Regions from separate parts of the Mus musculus genome. Here region 1 is linked to region 2. Evidence: chromatin loops called from intact Hi-C (ENCODE). Cell type or tissue: left cerebral cortex. All regions are shown on one strand.

Region 1 (2,500 bases), 93 kb before region 2:
GCAAAGGCCCTGGGGTTGGTATGTTGAGGCAGAGAGGCAATATGGAGGCTGATATGACAGAGAGTGGTGAGTGAGGAAATGGCCAACAGGAGCAGGTCACGTGGGCTGTGCCTGCTACAGACACTTTTCTCAGGGCCACGAGTAGCTGCTCAGTTACTTGTTTATTTATTTACATATTTATGCATGTTGCTTTGATGTTTGATTGTGTGTGTGTGTACTGTGTATGCACATGTGTGTTTGCATGTGTTAGGGTGCACACATGTATGAGGGTGTATGAGTATTTTCCAGCATTTGGAGGACCCGGGGTGCCTCTCTTGATTGCTTTCTGCTTTCTCTGTTGAGGTGGGGCCTCTCTGAACCTCGAGCTTACCAACTCCACTAGTCTGTCTAGCCAGCTTGCCTTGGGGACCTGTTTCTGCCCCCCCTGTGCTGTCATTACAGGCGGTGGCCACACCTGCCTGGGCTCTACATAGGTTCTGGGGACCCGACTCTGGGCCCATGGTTGTGATGTAAATGCTTTCTCCGCTGAGCCACCTCCCCAGCCCGTAGTTTGGGTGTTTTGGGACAGGGTCTTATGTAGTCCAGGATAGCCTTAAATTAGATACGTACCGGAGGAACTTCTGAGCCTTCTGTCTCCACCTCTGAGTGTGGAGATTATGGGAATGCTCCACCAGGCTTCACTGGATTTAATTGTGTGTGTGTGTGTGTGTGTGTGTGTGTGTGTGTGTACACACAGGTGCCATGGCATGTGTGAAGATCAGAGAACAGCTTGTGGGATCAGTTTTCTCCTTCCACCAGGTCCAGGGATCGAACTCAGGCTGTCAGGGCTGGGGGCAGGCATCTTTGCCTACTGAGCCGTCTCACCAGCCTGGATTTTCAAATTTAAATTTAGTTTTGTGTGTGTGTGTGTGTGTGTGTGTGTGTGTGTGTGTGTGCGCGCTGAGATGCAGGGTTGAATGGATTTATTTAAAAATATATCTCTGACTGCTGTGTAAAACATGAATTATTCTTTGGCAAGGGCAGAAGCAGAGAGACTGCTGGGAAGAAGGCAAGGGGACTAAGGTGCCTGGTTTCCTTGGGCTCCGCAACATGAGGCAGTTTTCTCTTCTGGGTGGACTTCATCACTTTTTGTGTCCCCTCAGGCCCCTGTCCCTGCCTTGTGGCTCAGCTCCATCTTCTGTCTAGGCCCAGGAACCACCACAGGCCACAGGTGTGTTTTTCAGGGGACAGATGCCACCCCCATGGCCCCTGCTCAATGAGCTGCACGGTCAATGGTCCAGGGCAGCAGATTGCACATTCACTGACTGGCTTCTTTCAGAGCTGGCCTACCCCTCCCTCCCTCCCTCCCCCCCATCCCTCCCTCCCTCCACTCCTTGCCCTTCATCTGCTCCCGGGGAAGGAGGGAGCCCCACGGGTGGGGGAGCATGAGCCACCTCCGAGCTCTGTCTCTGGGAAATAGCAGCCATCCATCATGACCAGCGGAGCCCATCAAACTCCACAAGCAGAGCTATAAATTGCAGGGACACCGTGGCTTCAGGACCCAGGGAGAGAGATGGGGGTGCGCCAGGGCTCGTGGGAGTTTGCGGTCACATCCACTAGCCCCTTCCCACCCCAGCCACCTGGGGTTAACCATGATTGACCAGGCAGAGCTACAGAGGGCACCCCGAGGAAGCCCTCCCACCCCTGCTAGCCATTTTTGCCACCTGCCCTTGGATCCTCGCTTCAGAGTTACCTGGGGCTGTCCTCCTCCTGCCCTTCTGGAAGCTTCTTAGCGTCTTGCTTTCCTCCGTGGCTGGTGTGTCCTTGGGGAAAGCGAATTTGCTATTTTAGCCTAGGAAAACATAATTAGGAAGGCAGCTTTGAGGCAAACGCCACTGTAATCTGCATCCTACAGCCAAATAGCTATGATCTTTGAATTTCCCATCAGGCTTCAGCGGTGGCGGGCGACAGCTCTGAAGTTGGCGGCTGGCCGCAAGTACATCTGTCTCTTGACTGTTCCCTGGGTCTGTGGAGTCTGGGCTGGGGACTCCAGAGTAGGGGGAAGGGTACCCAAGAAGCAGTGAGGGACTGGGTGGGGGGTAATTACAGACAGCAGCTCCATGCCTGGCCTGGCCTGGCCTGGCCTGGCCTGGCCCAGGGCTGTGAGGTGTGGTACCTGAGCCTGAGCCAGCTGTGCACCTGAGATGACCATGTAGGGAGGGGCTGCTTGACATGTGGCGATTACAGGTGTGTGCCTCTGTGCCCAGCCCTCAATGCGAGGATGTGAGTGTTAGAGTGGGGAGCTGTGGTTATAAATAGAGCCATAACATAAGTGTGGAGAATTCTGCTTAAAGTGCAGGAAGAAGTCACAGCCACATTCTTGTTGGGGAGGGAAATAAAGCCTTTTTTTTTTCCAACTGCGTTGGTGGCTATGTGGGGGTTGGGTTCGGGAACTGCAGCCCCAGGGAGGTCAGCCTCCTGGGTGTGTCTGTGAGTGTGAGGTGGGCATGTTTCCCTCTTA
Region 2 (2,500 bases):
GCTGTCTTCCCCTAGGACTTGCCACCTTCCGTCTTGAGACTGTCCCTATAGCCTGAGTTTATGAACGTGGTCTGTGGGTTAAGGGTCCTGTCAGCAATCGGCTTAGTGAGACACTGAGCCCTCTGTCCTCGTTGGTGACACCACAACAGTGTAGTTTGGAGTTCGAGGGAGGCAGGGAGCATCATGGGATATGCAGGCATAAGGAAAAGGAGGTCGTATGTCTCACTGAGCCTGTAACTCAGCTCCAGGAATCCTTGAGTCTCCACCCCCAGCGCTAGAATTACAGACACTACAGCTGGTCTTTTACATGCGGTTGGGGATGAACTAGCACTTTACAGAGTGAGCCACCCTCCCGACCTAACTCTCACTGACCACGCCCACCACACATTATCACAGAAACCACAGGCCATGGCACCTACGGGGCTCTCCATGCTCCTTGCAGGGCCCACCTCATCCTGCCGGTTTTCTCTGTACTTCTCAGGCTCCCTCTCCACCCGGTTCTTGTCTTCCTCTTGCCTCAGGGCCCTGGAGAGGTCTGATCCTTATACCCGAAGCCTGAGCGGCTCCTCAACTTTGCGCACTTTGTGACCCTTTCTGCCTTGCCAAGCTAGGGCCTCTCTGTGGACAGACAGAAGCTGTGCAATACTTAGAGCTGCAGAAGGCTTCCTGGGTCGGAGGCATTTCGGTGGAAAGGGCACGCTGATGCACCTGGCCACGAGCCGCATGGGGCCAGGGAGCGGGCGGTCTAACCGTAGTGGGCACTGGGGAAGAAGTCTGTAGTGGCTTGGGGGAGACCCTGGTTCTCCACCGAGGCAGCTAGGAGCGGGGAAGGAATTGCTTTGCTCTGGTTTATCCAGTGTCTATCTTAGACATGGCTTGGCACACACCAGGCCACGCTGCCGTTCAGGAATGCCCTGAGCGCAGCACCAGGCTGTGGACAAGGACCCCTGACAGGGAGCCATTGAGTACCACCTGCCGCTCAGGAGGGCCCATCCCCACCGCCAGCCCTCTGCCCACTCGGGACATGCCAGGCCTCCACCCCTCAGTCCTTTGTCCTTCTCTCTCCACAGCTCAACTCCCGAGTAGAGCACCCTCTATGTGAAGCTGCCTCAAACTTCCACCCCTTGTCCTGAGACCTGTAGCCCTTTGCACCAGCCTCCCTTGTGGGTACAAGGCCATACAGTGGGCACTCATCGGGTCCCAAGTGCGAAGAACAGGGCTCACCTTGTGTGAACCTCTTACCACCCTGGCATTCTGAAGTGGCGCAGGGCCTCGGCGTAGCTTAGACCGGGATCCAAAGGTAAAGTCCCATGGTCAGAAATGGGGGTGTCATTGAACCTCTATATCTTGTCCGGTTGCAGCCCGTGGTCTAGACTTTCACAAGTTGCACCTTTATAGCTTCGGGTCCCTCTCATCCCGACGCTGAGTTCCCAGGTGGCCCAAGTACAACACCACACACTCAGGGGCTGTGTTTCACGCCATCACCAGGACAGATGGAGCCTGCCGCTGAGCTGGTCTCCCAGCAGCAAGCAAGCTCCCTCTGGCAGCCAGCAAAAAATAGCCATCTCATTTGCATGGAGTTGCAGGAGGGAAGAAGCAAGAACAGAACTTCAAACAAAGGGGAAATTTCAAATTAGAGAAGAAAGGCAGTGAGCAGCCAGGCCCTGCGGAACACGGCTCGAGCCCAGCCATTTAGCACGCTTAGCTGGAGATGCAGCCCAAGTCAATACAACAGCGGGCACATTATCAGCATTGCCACAAACCATTATTCATTATCTCTGGGGCTCATTGACTCTTCTCGGGATTCAGCTGTATTTTAATCAGTCACATTATGGGGGGAAGGAAATGTCCCCTGGAGAAAACTGTGGCGTCACGCCATGTGCCAGCCAGCCAGCACACCGGGATGGGGATGTTCCAAGGTGCCGTGATGTCATGTGGCATCGTTCAAGTTAATCTGGGGAAAAATTAAAGGGAGCAGCACCTTTCTCATCTTGTACGCATTTCCTGAGCGCTTTCCATGGTGACCTTGACCTTGAGGGAGAGAAGATCAGGTTCTCTGGGGCTGGGAAGATGGTTCAGTTGCTAAGAGCTTCCTGCAAGTGCGTTAGGACTTGAGTTTGTACCCACACTTCTGTATCATAAGCCAGATGTGACCAGCATGTATCTGCAATCCCAGCAATGGGGAGGTGGAGATAGCGGCAATCTCTGGAGCTCACTGGCCAGTTAGTCCAGCTTCAAGTTAAGTAAGGAACTCTCAATAGGTGCATGCTCCTCCCCACATTTCCTCCAAAAAGGGATGTGTAGTTGTTTGCTGGGTATGGCAGCACATGCCTTGTCTATACTCAGGAGGCCGAGGCAGAGGATCATAAGTTTGAGGCTAGCCTCAGCTAATTAGTGAGAGTTTGTCTCAAAATCCCAAGAACCAAGCAAAATAATTACACAAGGTTGTTGTACCAAGCCTCAAAGTTCCAGGGCGTTTGTTACTGGGGTGGTAGGCTAT

Evidence for each region. Peaks named below come from ENCODE experiments on the same cell type or tissue, not always from the same donor. Only the 100,000 strongest peaks of a DNase experiment are listed, where the experiment ranks them.
Region 1: it touches region 2 in a loop (1.9-fold over the local background); 3 of 42 quality-filtered maps call a loop at or near these places.

The regions. Positions count from the first base shown.
Region 1 is chr11:116,934,157-116,936,656 of GRCm38, forward strand. All of the region lies in intron 3 of Mgat5b (mannoside acetylglucosaminyltransferase 5, isoenzyme B), which reads left to right. It overlaps Gm33829 (a long non-coding RNA gene), which reads left to right. Exons shown (of 2, transcript XR_389169.3): 1 at 1-1,210; 2 at 1,928-2,396. Among named protein-coding and RNA genes, the nearest start is that of Gm33829, 3.6 kb to the left of the region's middle. In left cerebral cortex, no CTCF peak of the experiment used is centred here; DNase peaks (open chromatin) are centred at 953, 1,935 and 2,280; H3K27ac peaks cover 1,368 bases.
Region 2 is chr11:117,027,463-117,029,962 of GRCm38, forward strand. No RefSeq gene overlaps it. Among named protein-coding and RNA genes, the nearest start is that of Gm11728, 12 kb to the right of the region's middle. In left cerebral cortex, a CTCF peak has its summit at 1,556; DNase peaks (open chromatin) are centred at 305, 1,542 and 2,271; H3K27ac peaks cover 2,057 bases.